2 separate regions of the Homo sapiens genome follow, and region 2 is linked to region 1. The links are chromatin contacts, found by Hi-C or POLR2A ChIA-PET in ENCODE. All regions are on one chromosome and are shown on one strand. Each heading gives the region's core, a stretch centred on a gene start or an enhancer-like site at or near the end of the contact. The rest is flanking DNA. Distances are from core to core; before and after follow the strand shown. Region 1 holds the start of TRAPPC6A (trafficking protein particle complex subunit 6A). Region 2 holds the start of DMWD (DM1 locus, WD repeat containing).

What was found. A loop is a pair of places that touch in the nucleus more often than their neighbours do. ChIA-PET counts read pairs that join two places held with the same protein, here RNA polymerase II (POLR2A). Pooled maps may share reads with other maps.
Region 2: a pooled map shows a loop between it and region 1 (9-fold over the local background). The contact joins the promoter of DMWD here to the promoter of TRAPPC6A in region 1. A Hi-C loop is called at or near these places in 1 of 37 single-sample maps with no recorded cell type and 6 of 50 pooled maps. POLR2A ChIA-PET finds 5 or more read pairs at or near these places in 2 of 52 experiments (Caco-2 and activated CD8-positive, alpha-beta memory T cell).

The regions. Positions count from the first base shown.
Region 1 is chr19:45,176,943-45,184,279 of GRCh38, forward strand. It overlaps TRAPPC6A (trafficking protein particle complex subunit 6A), which reads right to left and starts at 1,295. Exons shown (of 6, transcript NM_001270891.2): 1 at 1,193-1,295. The coding sequence starts at 1,276. BLOC1S3 (biogenesis of lysosomal organelles complex 1 subunit 3) reads left to right here and starts at 1,842. Exons shown (of 2, transcript NM_212550.5): 1 at 1,842-1,889; 2 at 2,346-4,858. The coding sequence starts at 2,355. The coding sequence ends at 2,963. RefSeq lists enhancers at 673-1,616, 1,629-1,698, 1,769-2,088, 2,629-3,129, 3,555-4,056 and silencers at 1,049-1,268, 2,439-2,748.
Region 2 is chr19:45,787,152-45,794,297 of GRCh38, forward strand. It overlaps DMWD (DM1 locus, WD repeat containing), which reads right to left and starts at 5,694. Exons shown (of 5, transcript NM_004943.2): 1 at 5,165-5,694; 2 at 3,754-3,936. The coding sequence starts at 5,605. RefSeq lists enhancers at 4,065-4,124, 4,145-4,194 and a silencer at 5,343-5,822.

The DNA of each region.
Region 1 (7,337 bases), core at 45-2,544:
CAGATCACGAGGTCAGAAGATGGAGACCATCCTGGCTAACAGTGAAAACCCGTCTCTACTAAAAAAAATAATAATAATACAAAAAATTAGCCAGGTGTGGTGGCGCCAGCAGCGCTTGTGGTCCCAGCTACTTGGGAGGCTGAGAAGTGGGATGATCGCTTGAGCCCAGGAGGTCGAGGCAGCAGTGAGCCATGACTGCATCACTGCACTCCAGCCAGCCTGGGCGACCGAGCAGGATGCGCGTGCGCGCACACACACACACACACACACACACACAGTCCCGGGCCAGTCACGGTAGTTCACGCCTGTAATCCTAGCACTTTGGGAGGCCCAGGCGGGAGAATCACTTGAGCCTAGGGGTTCAAGACCAGCCTAGGCAACATGGCAAAACCCCATTATCTCTTTTTTTTTTTTCCTGAGACAAGTCTCGCTCTGTCGCCTAGGCTGGAGTGCAATGGCACAATCTTGGCTCACTGCAACCTCCGCCTCCCAGGTTCAAGCCATTCTCCTGTCTCAGCCTCCCGAGTAGCTGGGATTACAGGTACCCGCCATCATGCTCGGCTAATTTTTGTAGACACGGGGTTTCACCATGGCCAGGCTGGTCTTGAACTCCTGACCTCAGGTGATCCGACGGCCTCGGCCTCCCAAAGTGCTGGGAGCTACAGCGCCCAGCCGGCATATTTCATTTTATTATTTGACTCCCCTAGTGAAATGTAAGCTTCACAAGGAAGGGATTCTGTCTTAGAACGGTGCCTGGAATACAACAGACGCTCAATAAGTGGGTGTCGAATAAATAAATGTCCCACGCTGAGGCTTAGGTACGTTATGATACTCATTTTACAAAAGAGAAAACTAGGACACACAAAGATTAAGTCATTGGGTCGCACACCTAGTAAGTGGGGGAGGCGAGTCCTCAGCACACGCCCAATAACAGCATTATTATGATTACTAGCCGCTTACTCAGGCCTTGAGCTAAGTGCTTTACCCTGAATCATCGCGCTCAATTTAGCAATAACCCCGAGCCGGCACCGTCGCGAACGCCACTTTCCAAAGGAGGAAGCCAGGGCCAGACGTTGCCCTGCAAGGCCGGGGCTGGGCCGGGTTCGAACCCGGACGCCTGACGCGCCCTCCGCTCTCCCAGAGGCGTTACCTTGGTGGCCCCCGCTTCCTCCCCACGGAGCCCGGCGCTCACCCCCGGGCCGGGGTCGGGGTCGTGAGCCCACAGCTCAGCCACCATCTCCGTGTGAAGAAACTCAAACAACACAGTATCCGCCATGCCCCCTCCTCGCACGCCTAAAGATGCGCCCAGCGCTTCCAGCTCTCATTGGCCAGGCTTGGTAAGCCACGCCTCTTGCGTCATGGCGCGAGCCCTCCTACTCCGGCTTCCATTGGTGTTTTAGACTAGCCCCGCCTCCCCGCCCCGGACTCAGGTGGTGTGCGCGTGAGCCTGGGACACTAGGGGGCGGGCCTACGCCTTCTCTGGCCACATGTGGCAACATCTTCTGCTCTTACTGCCGTCCCTTCCCTATTTCCGGGTTCTCGAGCATTCCTATTGGCCAAATTACTGGTTACACGTGACATACTCGGCTTTTAAAATCCCTATTGGTCCACTCCAGACTTTCCTCGTCGCACAACCTGGAAGAGCCGGCCCAGCTGTTTCTCTATTGGCGGTTCCTCCATTCATGTGACTCTTCTGCACGCTCACTCAAAGCTGATGCTGAGAACTTGCTTCCTGATTGGTAGCCGGGCGAATCCACGTGACTTGGCCGCTAATGCCCGCCCAACCCGCTCCCCTATTGGTTGAAATCACAGCCCTTCAGCTGCCACGGTGAGAACGCAGCACTCGGGTTAGGAAGCGGATCTCGCAAGCTCCGAGCGTCAGCTGCCGGGTACGGTCTTTGGCGTTAGCGCTTCTCCCATCCCATGAGTGCCCCCAGCAGAGTCCAGTCGGACTGTCATCCTTTCTGCGACTCTGGCGCTGGTCCCGAGCAGCTCACGGGCCCGTGTGCTTCCGGGTCTGAGATTGGCATGGTGGACCAGGTGGAGGGTGTGGCCTCTACTAGGAGGCAAATTCGTAAAGACCTCGGCTTGGGACTCCGGGAACTCGGGCCCCAGATCCTTGTTCGAGCTGGTCTTCAGTTTCCCCATCTGTACGCTGAAGAGCCTGGGGTCCAGTAACCCCCATCATCACCCAGTTTACAGAAGAGGAAACTGAGGCCCAGACGGGGAGCAGCTGACACCAAGTCGTTAAGAGAATCAGCGAAGGGGCTGGGAATCCAGGACCTGCGCCTTTTACCCACCGCGGCGCCGGTCTCACGTGCAGTCCCTTCGCTCTTCTCCCCTAGTTCGGTGCCATGGCGTCCCAGGGTCGTCGGCGGAGGCCCCTGCGGAGGCCGGAGACGGTGGTGCCGGGGGAGGCGACCGAGACGGATTCCGAGCGCTCTGCGTCCTCGTCGGAGGAGGAGGAGCTGTACCTGGGTCCTTCGGGCCCGACGCGCGGCCGCCCCACGGGGCTGCGGGTGGCTGGGGAAGCCGCGGAGACCGACTCGGAGCCGGAGCCGGAGCCGGAACCGACGGCCGCGCCGAGGGACCTGCCTCCACTCGTGGTGCAGCGGGAATCGGCGGAGGAGGCCTGGGGCACGGAGGAGGCCCCGGCGCCCGCCCCCGCGCGCTCGCTCCTGCAACTTCGGCTGGCGGAGAGCCAGGCGCGGCTGGACCACGACGTGGCGGCCGCCGTGAGCGGTGTCTACCGCCGTGCAGGCCGCGACGTGGCCGCCCTGGCTAGTAGGCTGGCGGCAGCCCAGGCGGCGGGGCTGGCGGCGGCCCACAGCGTGCGCCTGGCGCGCGGGGACCTTTGTGCGCTGGCCGAGCGTCTGGACATCGTGGCTGGCTGCCGCCTGCTGCCGGACATCCGCGGCGTGCCAGGGACCGAGCCTGAGAAAGACCCGGGGCCGCGGGCCTAGCCATGATTCTACTTCCCAACCTGACTGCAATTTGGGGGTAGGCCTTGCTGCCTCTGGGACCTGACTCTGTCTCCTGTGTCTCTTATCACCCCCCACCCCCGCTCCCATCTTGGTGTCACCCATGGGGGCTAATCCGGTCCCCTTGGATAATGCTTTATATTGGATATAGTTCAACCCCTACTGCGGAGACCAGGGCCCCACTATCCTTAGATCTGGTTCCTCTCCCGATCCTGACCCTGCCGCCTGGTTCTGAGCCTTCCCCTGGGGCTTGGCTCCAGCCTTTGTTACATAGTTGCTCCTTAATCTGTTTCCACCCTGGGGGCTCACCAATTTTTTTTTTTTTTTTTTTTTTTTGGAGACAGGGTGTTTATCTGTCACCCAGGCTAGAGTGCAGTGGCGGGATTACTGCTCACTGCAACCTCGACCTCCTGGGCTCAAGTGATCCTCCCAGCTCAGCCTTCAAGAGTAGCTGGGACTGCAGACCTGCACCACCACGTCCAGCTGCCCGGTTAATTTTTTTCTGTCGGTTTGAAGAGGGGAGAAGGTCTCACTATGTTGCCCAGGCTTGTCTCAAACTCCCGGGCTCAAGCAATCCTCCCACTGTGGCGTCCCAAAGTGCTGGGGTTACAGGTGTGAGCCACCACACACTGGGCTCTGCTCTGCCTTTCTGAGTTTGGTTTCTGCTTATGGTGGGGAGCTTGTTCCCGTTCTTCCCACAAGAACCCAGGATGTGGCACAGCTTCCCTGCCGTCTTCCTTCACTCAGTTGGCTACGCCTCCCATCCTAGCTCCACTTCCAGAACTGCCTTCACCCTAGGCTGGGTCCTTGTTTTGTTTTTAGAGACAGGGTCTCACTGTGTCTCCCAGGCTGGAGTACAGTGGCGTGATCTCGGCTCACTGCCACCTCCACCTCCCGAGTTCAAGCGATTCTCCTGCCTCAGCCTCCCGAGTAGCTAGGATTACAGGCATGCACCACCACGCCTGGCTACTTTTTATATTTTTAGTAGAGATGAGGTTTCACCTTGTTGGCCAGGCTGGTCTCGAACTCCTGGCCTCAGGTGATCCACCCGCCTCACCTCCTAAAATGCTGGGATTACAGGCGTGGGCCACTGCGCCTAGCCAGCTGGGTCCTTGTTCTGCTGCCCAAGCTTGGCCCTGGTTCCGTGTGCTGGTTCTACTTTTTGTTCTCCCATCTGCCTCCTGCCTCCTCCCCTTTGAGCTTAGCCCCGCCCTCTCAGCCTGATTTCTGTTTCCCAAGTCCAGCAGTGTCGTGGGATAGGTTTTGCTTTCTTTTACTGTCTCCATCCTACTTACACCTCCCTGATCCTGGGGTCTGGGGACTCCCCATGGTTTCCTTCCTTCTGCAGGCCCAAAATGATGGCCCCTCTTAACCCAAGGCAGGGGATCTTCCTCCCAACTCCCTGGACCAAGGTGGCATTTCCTGCACACCCCTCCAGGCCAAGATGATGCTCGCTCTCAACTCTGTAGGCCAAGGTGGCGTCTCCTCTTGACTCTCCAGACCTAAAGTGACACCCTTCAGGCACTTCGGGCCCAATTCAGCCCAGTCCTGGTGCTTTCAGCGCCAGATGACAGCACTTTGCAGATAAGAACGATATGATGTGTGGATTTCACTACATTTGGCTCCTGGATGCTATAAAAGGACTTGGATTTCTGACTTGGCTCAGGGACTGGGGTTAGCAGTCTCTTTCTGCTCCTTTTCACCTGTGTTTTCTTCCGATCCCAGCTCTGGTCCCTCAGCCGCATTCATATTTACTCTCCTCTCCCAGCCTGATATCCCTGTCCCTCATCTCAACCCGAAGCCAAGATCTGAGCCCCCAAGATGGAGAATGGGGAGGAGCTTTTTATGGCGGACTGATTAAAACTCTTAAGCATTTACCCTTATGGTTAGTTCCTTTTGTTTCCCTATCTAAGCTAAGGGTGAGTTGGTTGATTTCTCTGAGAATGGGGGTCCCGAGACCTCCATGCCTGGCTTATGGAAGGTGAAGCTGTAGTTGGGAAATCAGGGGCCCTAGATTTTTGCCCTGGTTCTGTATTTACTCGTATTTTATTAATTCAACACACACGTTTTGGGTACCTGACCTGTGCTGCGGCTAGGGGTATAGCACCCAGTCCCTGCCCTCACAGAGGTCGCAGTCCAGTGGGAGAAACAGTAATAAGATGTTCTCATAGATAGTTCTAGTAATCATAATTTATAGTTTAATTTTTAAAAATAGAGATGATAGCCTGGCCAACATGGTGAAACCCTGTAGTTATTAAAAATACAAAAATTTTGGGCGATGTATCACGCCTGTAATCCTAGCACTTTGGGAGGCCGAGGCACGTGCTAGTAATTCCAGCTACTCAGGGAGCTGGGGCATGAGAATCGCTTGAACCCTGGAGGCAGAGGTTGAAGTGACCCAAGATCGTGCCACTGCACTCCAGCCCGAGCGACAGAGCAGGACTCTGTCTCAAAAATAAATAGGCCAGGCGCAGTTACGCATGTCTTTAATCCCAGCACTTTGGGAGATCGAGGTAGGCAGATCACCTGAGGTCAGGAGTTCTAGACCAGCCTGGCCAACATGGTGAAACTCTATCTCCACTAAAAATACATTAGCCAGGCGTGGTGGCACATGCCTGTAATCCCAGCTACTCGGGAGGCTGAGGCAGGAGAATCGCTTGAGCCCAGGAGGTGGAGGTTACAGTGAGCTGAGATCATGCCACTGCACTCCATCCTGGGTGAGAGTGAGACTCCATCTCAAAAATAAATAAAAAATAATTAATTTTAAAAAATAAAATAGAGACGAGCTCTCACAATGTTGCCCAAGTTGGTCTTGAACTTCTGAGCTCAAGGGATTCTCCTGTCTTGACCTCCCAAAGGGCTAGGATTACAGGCATGAGCCACTGCACCCAGCCATAATTTATAATTTAGATACAATTTTCTTGGCACCATGATTAGAGCCATGAAGAAGTAAAGGAGCTTTATGAAGGTGGAGCGGGATCCACCTGACCTAATCTGGGCGGGAGAGAGGAAGTGATGAGTGGTGCTGGAGCTGAGCCCGGAAGGTGGAAGTAGGTGAAATGGGAGTAGGGTGAAGAGTTGCAGACAGGGAGAACAGCATATGCGAGGGCCCTGAGGCAGAAGGGAAAGGGACCATAACCTGTTTAACAGAAGAAGATGATTTCTGCTCTCCACCTAGAATGGAGAAGTGTGGGGTGGTTGTGGGGCAGGGGGGTGCTGAGTGCAGTACCAGAAGGGGCCAGATAAAGGTGAGCTTTAAAAAAATTGTATTATTGGCTGTGCGCAGTGGCTCACGCCTGTAATTCCAGCACTTTGGGAGGTCGAGGCAGGCAGATCACCTGAAGTCAGGAGTTCGAGACCAGCCTGGCCAACGTGGTGAAACCCTGTCTCTACTGAAAATATAAAAATTAGGCATGGTGGCACATGCCTGTAATCCCAGCTACTCAGGAGGCTGAGGCAGGAGAATCGCTTGAACCCGGGAGGCAGCAGTTGCAGTGAGCCAAGATTGCGCCACTGCACTCCAGCCCAGGGGACAGAGCAAGACTCTGTCTCAAAAAAAAAAAAAAGTAGGTGCGGATCAACCAGCATCTCCTCCCTCCTGAGCACTCCCTCCAGCTCCCCTTCCACACCTAGGGCGAGTGGATCACAATTCAAAGAGGATGATCTCCCAGAACTTCCCTTTTCTTTTTCTTTTCTTTTCTTTTTTTTTTTTTTTTTTTTTGATATGGAGTCTCACTCTGTCGTTCAGGCTGGAGTGCAGTGGCGAGATCTCAGCTCACTGCAACCTCCACCTCCCAGGTTTAAGCAATTCTCCTGCTTCAGCCTCCTGAGTAGCTGGGATTATAGGCACGTGCCACCATGCCCAGCTAGTTTTTCTATTTTTTTTTCTTTTTAGTAGAGATGAGGTTTCACCATATTGGCCAGGCTGGTCTCAAACTCCTGACCTTGTGATCTGCCTGCCTCTGCCTCCCAAAGTGCTGGGATTACAGGCATGAGCCACCACACCTGGTCAGGACTTCCCTTTTCAATGAGTTTAGCGAGAGTCCCTGAGGAGCTGAGCTGCCTGGGAGAGTGGCAGCTTAGTGGTCTCATGGTGGACTTCCAGCCCTGGAGCACAGAGCTTCCCTCACTCCTTAAACTCCAGCTCACTAGCCAGGCCTGGCTTTCAGCCCCTTTCTTTCTTTTTCCCTCCCTCCTTCCTTCCTTCCTTTCTTTCGGTGGGGTCTCACTATTTTGCACAGGCTGGTCTTGAACTCCTGGCCTCAATGGATCTTCCCACCTTGGCATGGCAGGGATGGGAATCTGATTGGAGAGGGTACAAGAGGGTGTGGAAGGAGAGCCAGAGACCATCCTCTT
Region 2 (7,146 bases), core at 4,444-6,943, 610 kb after region 1:
GCCACAGAATTGTCCTGTATCTCGGGGTCCTCAACCTCCGGGCCATGGAACAGTAGTGGTCCGTGGCCTGTTAGGAACCAGGCCATGCAGCAGGAGGTGAGTGGTGGGCGAGCAGGCATTACAGCCTGAGCCCAGCCTCCTACCGGAGCAGCGCACCATTCAATCCTCGTAAGAGTGCGAACCCCACCATGAACTATGCATGCGAGGGATCTAGGTGTGCGCTCCTTATTAGAATCTAACACCTGATGATCAGAGGCAGAACGGTTTCATCCCAAAACCATCCCCCCAACAGTCTGTGGAAAAACTGTCTTCCATAAGACCAGTCCCTGGTGCCAAAATGGTTGGGGACCACTGTATCTGTCTAACCCTCCCCCGATCTTTACTACGTCAGGCTTCAAGTAGGAAATTTCTTCACGGAAAGGCAGCTCCCCAAAGGAAGCGATCTTTGTTTGGTTCACTATTCTTTAAAGCAGTGCACACAGGAGGCAGCTTGAAGGTAATTCCTGGACAAATGAGTGACAACCCCCCATCCCGCTAGGTGCTTAGACAAAAAACCTCGGCATCTGCCCCTCTTTTCCTCATCCAATCCTTCCACAAATCCTGTGGGCTCGACCTTCAAAATACACCCAGAAGTGGCTGGGCGTGGTGGCTCACGCCTGTAATCCCAGCACTTTGGGAGGCTGAGGCAGGCGGATCACAAAGTCAGGAGTTCCAGACCAGCCTAGCCAATATGGTGAAATACAAGTAGAGATACAAAATCTCTACTAAAAATACAAAAATTAGCCAGGCATGGTGGCGGGCGCCTATAGTCCCAGCTACTCAGGAGGCTGAGGCAGAATTGCTTGAACCCGGGAGGCGGAGGTTGCAGTGAGGGGAGATCATGCCACTGTACTCCAGCCTGGGCGACAGAGCGAGACTCCACCTCAAAATAAAAAAAAAAGAAAAAATACACCCAGAATCTGACCTCCTCTCACCATCCCATTCAACCACCCCAAGCCTGCAATGCTGTGTGACTGGCCTCAGGCTCCAATGCCTGGGCCTGTCTGTCCTCTGCAGCCGCCACAGCGATGCTCTGTGAAGTATCAGCCAGCACCTGGCACTGTCCTGCTCTGAACACTTCGCAGCCTCTCTCAAGCAGGGTTCCAGAGCCTGAGGCCCTAATGCTCTCAGGCAGCCAGTGTATGCAACTAAGGAGCTGCTCTCCCAGGATGAGGTGCCTCCCATCCCTGGGAGAACTGAACAAATAATCACTCTAGTCACTTCTGCCTTCCAGGGCTCAGGTGAGCCCCAATGAGAAAGGCTCCTCCACAGGCTTCCAACTAAGAGTAAGGCAAAATCTCTCCGTGACCTTCCAGACTCTCCATGAGCCAGCCCCTCCGTTATTTCTTGGAACTCATCTACCATCTTCTCTCCCTCAGTAACTGCACTGGCCACACGGCTTCTGTGCAATCCTGCATTTGTCCTAGCTGGCCCCGATACTCAGAATGTCCTTCTTGGCTGGGTGTGATGGCTCACGCCTATAATCCCAGCGCTTTGGGAGGCCAAAGCAGGAGAATAGCTTGAGCCCAGGAGTTCGAGACCAGCTTGGGCAACACAAAGAGACCCCGCCTCTACAAAAAATACAAAAGTTAGCCAGTTGTGGTGGTGCATGCATGTAGTCCCAGCTACTCAGGAGGCTGATATGGGAGGACTGCTTGAGCCTGGGAGGCGGAGGTTGCAGTGAACGAAGATCGTACCACTGCACTCCAGCATGGACGACAGAGTGAGACCCTATCTCAGGAAAAAAAAAAAAAAAAATGCCCTTCCCCAGGCAACTCTTCTCACCTGCCTCCTTCAGGTCTTTATTTCAGTATCACCTCTTAGTGAGGGCTTTCCTGACCACCCTACTAAACTCTCCAAGCTTCCCTCAGCCCCTTCCCCACTGCTTCTTCTAAACAGGCCTTAATCACCTGCTGACACACGAAGACTTAACTTGATTAACTGTCTGTCTCCCCAGCTAGACTGAAAGCTCCAAAAGGGCAGGGCCTCCTGTCCAGGGCCCTGAGATGTGATATCCCTAGTGCTGGGAACGGTGCCTGGCACAGAACGGATGCTCAAAAACTATTTGTGAATGGATGAGCTAATGAATTTTTAATCCACTGACTGTTCCGTTCACTCCCTTCAGCCATTCACTCATTCTGAGAATATTTATGGAACACCTCCTCTGGACCAGAGAGAATGAGACAGAAGCCAAGAGCAGTCCCTGCCCGCGGATAAGGTCGTTTACTGGTATCTCCTCGTAGGCCAAGTTGGCCCAGGACTGAGCAATCTCCATGTATGATTCTACAACAGCGGTCCTGCAAGGTAGGAACTGGAATCCCATTTTGCAGAGGAGGAGAAGTGAGGCTCAGAGAATGGTCACCTTCCCAAAGTCACATGATGAGTAAATGGTGCAGCAGGGCTTTGAATCCAAAGCCTCCAGAGCCCAGAACTCAAAGAGCAAGGGCATCAACTAAGTCCCGACTTATTTACTAGCCTCAATTCTCTAATCTGCAAAATGGGCAGCACACTTCTGTATCCACTGGTTGATGAAAACTCAAAGAATGGCCGGGCGCGGTGGCTCATGCCTGTAATCCCAGCACTTCGGGAGGCCGAGGTGGGCGGATCACAAGGTCAGGTGTTTGAGACCAGCCTGGCCAACATGGTGAAACCCCATCTCTACCAAAAATACAAAAATTGGCCGGGTGTGGTGGCTCACGCCTTTAATTCCAGCACTTTGGGAGGCCGAGGCGGGCAGATCACGAGGTCAGGAGATCGAGACTATCCTGACTAACACGGTGAAATCCCGTCTCTACTAAAAATACAAAAAAATTAGCTGGGCGTGGTGCTGGGCGCCTGTAGTCCCAGCTGCTGGGGAGGCTGAGACAGAAGAATGGCGTGAACCCGGGAGGCAGAGGTTGCAGTGAGCCGAGATCGCGCCACTGCACTCCAGCCTGGGCGACAGAGCGAGACTCCATCTCAAAAAAAAAAATTAGCCAGGTATGATAGTGCGCACCTGTAGTCCCAGCTACTCAGGAGGCTGAGGCAGGAGAATTGCTTGAACCTGGGAGGCGGAGGTTGCAGTGACCCGAGATTGTACCACTGCACTCCAGCCTGGGCGACAGAGTGAGACTCCGCCTTAAAAAGAAAAAAAAAATTAAAAACAATAAAAATTACAATTACAATTAAAAAAAAAAAAAAGAACCGGGCATGGTGGCTCACACCTGTAATCCCACCACTTTGGGAGGCCGAGGTGGGCAGATCACGAGGTCAGGAGATCGAGACCATCCTGACTAACACGGTGAAACCCCATCTCCACTAAAACTACAATAAATTAGGCGGGCGTGGCAGCAGGTGCCTGAAGTCCCAGCTACTCAGGAGGCTGAGGCAGGAGAATGGCATGAACCCGGGAGGTGGATCTTGCAGTGAGCAGAGATCGCGCCACTGCACTCCAGCCTGGGTGACAGGGTGAGACTCCATCTCAAAATAAATAAATAAAAGAAAGAAAGAAAGAAAGAAAACCCAAGGAGTAAAGTATTCAGCACAAGGGTAACACAGCACAGGGCCTGGGTACAGTAAAGGCAGCTGTCATTAGCTGCTGTCACCCCATTCTCCATCTCTCCCTGGTCCTGCCCCTCTCAGGCCTACACTGTTCCGCAGGCAGCTGCATCCTAATGGCATATAGTGGGTAGGTGAGAAGGCAGAGAAGTTGGGGGCTCTGGGGGCTGCAATCACCTCCTCATTGAACAGCTTGCTGGTGTCCTTTTTGATGAGATCCAGGTACTGCACTTGACCCGCTGAGAAGCCCACCAGCAGCGAGATGGTCTCGGTGGCAGCAGTGAACTGGTTGAAATCGTGGCAGGTGGGCTGGGTGCCCTTGTAGATCCGCTTGTCAATTGGCTTGTTGAGGTCAATGGACTTGAGGGGTGGGAGAAAAGGAGTTAATGGTGTATGCCACTGAGGAGAAGGAAGAGGATGTTGAGGTTGGGGGAAACCACTAAGAGGAAGCAGGGTTAGAACCCAGAGGGAAGTGGGGAGGTGAGTAGGTGGATTGCGAAGGACGGGGCAACCACAGACGGGAAGGGGACCCAAATCACAGACAAGAGTAGCAAAAAAGATGGTAAGGATCCCCCTTGACCACAGTGCCTCCCCAAAGTTGGGTCACCTCTAATTCAGAGACACCCTTGTCCACATAATCAGGGTTCTGGGTCCACACAGTTCCTAAGCTCCGATTCCTTTTAGCCTCACCACTCCATCCTATAACCTCAGCAACTCCCTTGGGACCTAGTACCACACTATTCCAAGACCCCCAAACCTTGAGGTCACCCAAATTTCCAGGACTCTAAAGCCTAACATCCTAGCATTCTCTTCACTTTGTAGTCCCTAAACCGCCACAGTTCTGGGACCCGTCAAACCTCACGGTCTCCCACATTTTAGGCCCATTTATTACCTAGGGGCTCCGAAGGATCCCCATCATTTCTGGGATCACCATAAACGGCCAGGGTTCTCACCACATCGCTTTAGAGATGTCCTGAATCACACCTGCAGATTCCCCTGCCAGGGCCTCTCATTCCCTTGAGAGCTCCCATCAGCTTCCGGACGCTCATCTCCTCCAGGACCCTCATGACTTCCAGACCCCAATTTTCTCTAGAATCCCATTCAGCTTCTGGATCCCCTATCACCTTCAAGGCCCCCATCACTTCTAGACTTCTCCTCATTCCTGGGCTCAATCTCAAGACCCCTCTCCCACACCTCCAGGCTGCAATACTGGGTTCTCCATCACCTCTGGGCTTGCATCACCTCATGATTCCCCATTACCTGCAGAATGCCTGCCACCCCAGAACCCGGGGGATCCCACCTCATCTCAGATACCCCATCATGTCCAATAGTCACCATCCCAGAACTCCTACGCATAACGGGGGTAAAGGGGATTTCCCCCATCACCTCCAAGATGCCTGCCCAGCACCCCGCGGGCCTCTCATCACATTTCAGAATCCTGTACTCCCTCCAATGCTGTCGCCCTACAACGTCCATCACATTTAGAATGCCTATCTCAGGGCCCCATATCAATTCGGGGACCCTCCTATCAGTTCTCTGGAACCTCCATCCTTTCAGCACCCAGGGCCCCACGATGCAGGCCGCTCACCCGTTGGCTCCCACGACGACAGCAGCCTGGGTAGAAATAGAGCTCACGGCCCAAGTTGAAGCAGACGCGGTCTCCCCCCGAGCCCAGCCCCGCGGGCGTGGCGGGCGGCTCCCCGGCCCCGGCGCTGTCCGGCTCCCCGAGGCGCACGAGGCTGAGGCGCACGGCGGGCAGGGCGGGCCCGGGTCCGGGGCCTGCGGGCGGCGGGGACGACGCGGGGCCTGCAGCGCCGGGACCGGAGGCGGAGGCAGGGCCGGGCGGGGGCTGCGGTGGCTGAGGCGGCACCGGAGTCTGGGCGGAAGCCGGACCCGACCTGCGAGCGGCGCCGTCGCCCGGGAGTAGCTTGTAGAAACCCTCGCGCGTGCGGAATTGCGACTTAATCTCCGCGCAGTCCCCCATGGCGGCGCCGGGGCCCGAGCCGCCCTCCGCGCCGCCCGCCGCCATCTTGGGCGCCCCCCGGGCCCCGCCACTGCCGGACTGCCGCCCGCAGCCGGGCCCCCTCCCGGAAGCCGCTGGCCCGCGCCGGAAAAGGTGGGGTCGTCGCCCGGGCAACGCCTCTTCGATTGGCACCCAGATCCGGAGGCGGGACGAATCCCCGCGGTCGCTCGGGTAACGGTGCTGGGACTGTGGGCGGGGCGAGAAGGTGGGCGCGGCCTTTGAGCCTGTGACCGACTTGTGGTTGGCTGCGGGGGCGGAGCCCGCAATGGAAAGAGGCGTGGCCAGTTAGAAAGCTCAAGTCCTTAGCAACCGCGCCCTGGGAACGTTTGCCTAGCAACGGAGGGATTTTTTTTTTTTTTTCCCCCACGACAAAGAAGCCCTCATCCATAGTCCAGCCTTCCCATGAAGTCACAGCCAACCCCAAGTGACCCTGGTCTCTCCTTAGACGCCCAATATACACTCCCCTGACCTCCAGTGTTTCCCACTGACATATTCAAATCCCTGAATGACCACAGCATCTGCTACCATTCTTCCCCACCCTTGGTGACCCACCAAATCCCTGTGTCCCCACACAACTCAGAGGACTTCCTCTGACCCACTATTGATTAATGCTAACTCCAAACATCCTTCATATTTTCCACCAACCTCCAATGTATATTTCCATGATTTTCTTATTTTCAACAACCTCACTTGTCCTCCAAAACCTACCTCTGATTCCCAAATTGTATTGATCCCCACGGTGCCCCAGTGTCCCAGTGATCCACTCGTAACCCAAAGTCTCCCCCTGATCCCAACAGCTCCTACTCATAGCCAGTGCTCCCCATGTCTGCTGAAGCCACCCAGCCCCATCATAGATCTTTCTAGTCTCATGTAGTCAATGGCCTCTACGATTTCTCCCTAGAGTGTCCCAAGGGCATCTCACACTTAAAAAAAAAAATCCTACAATGGTTCGGGCATGGTGGCTCATGCCTGGAATCCGAGAATCCCAGCACTTTGGGAGGCTGAGGTGGGAGGATCGTTTGAGCCCAGGAGATCAAGACTGCTATGAATTCACATCACTGCACTAAAGCCTGGGGGACAGAGTCAGACTCAGTCTCTCTAAAAAAAAAAAAAAAAGAAAGAAAAAAGAATCCTACAATGAAATTGACGTCTTACACCAAATCCTCCACCTCTCTTGCATCCCCACCTTAGGGCTAGCTCTGCCGTCCACTCAGTCAACCAGGCCACAGACCTGGGTGTCTTCCTAGATGTGTACCATTTATCTTCACTCTGCCCCCGCTTACAGCCTCCAAGTCTTTTGCATTCGACCACGTGGAATTCCTCTTTCTCAGTTCCTTGTTCTCCCTGATCCAAGCTTCTCCTCTACCCAAGCCCTTCCCCCACCCCCACATCAACCGTGTCTCTTGGTCTCCCAGATTTCTGTCTCACCCCCACTTCCACCTTTCACTTGGCATGTAGAGAGGTTTTATTTTGTTTTTGTTTTTGTTTTTTTTGAGACAGTCTCACCCTGTCACCCAGGCTGGAGTGCAATGGCTCCATCTCGGCTC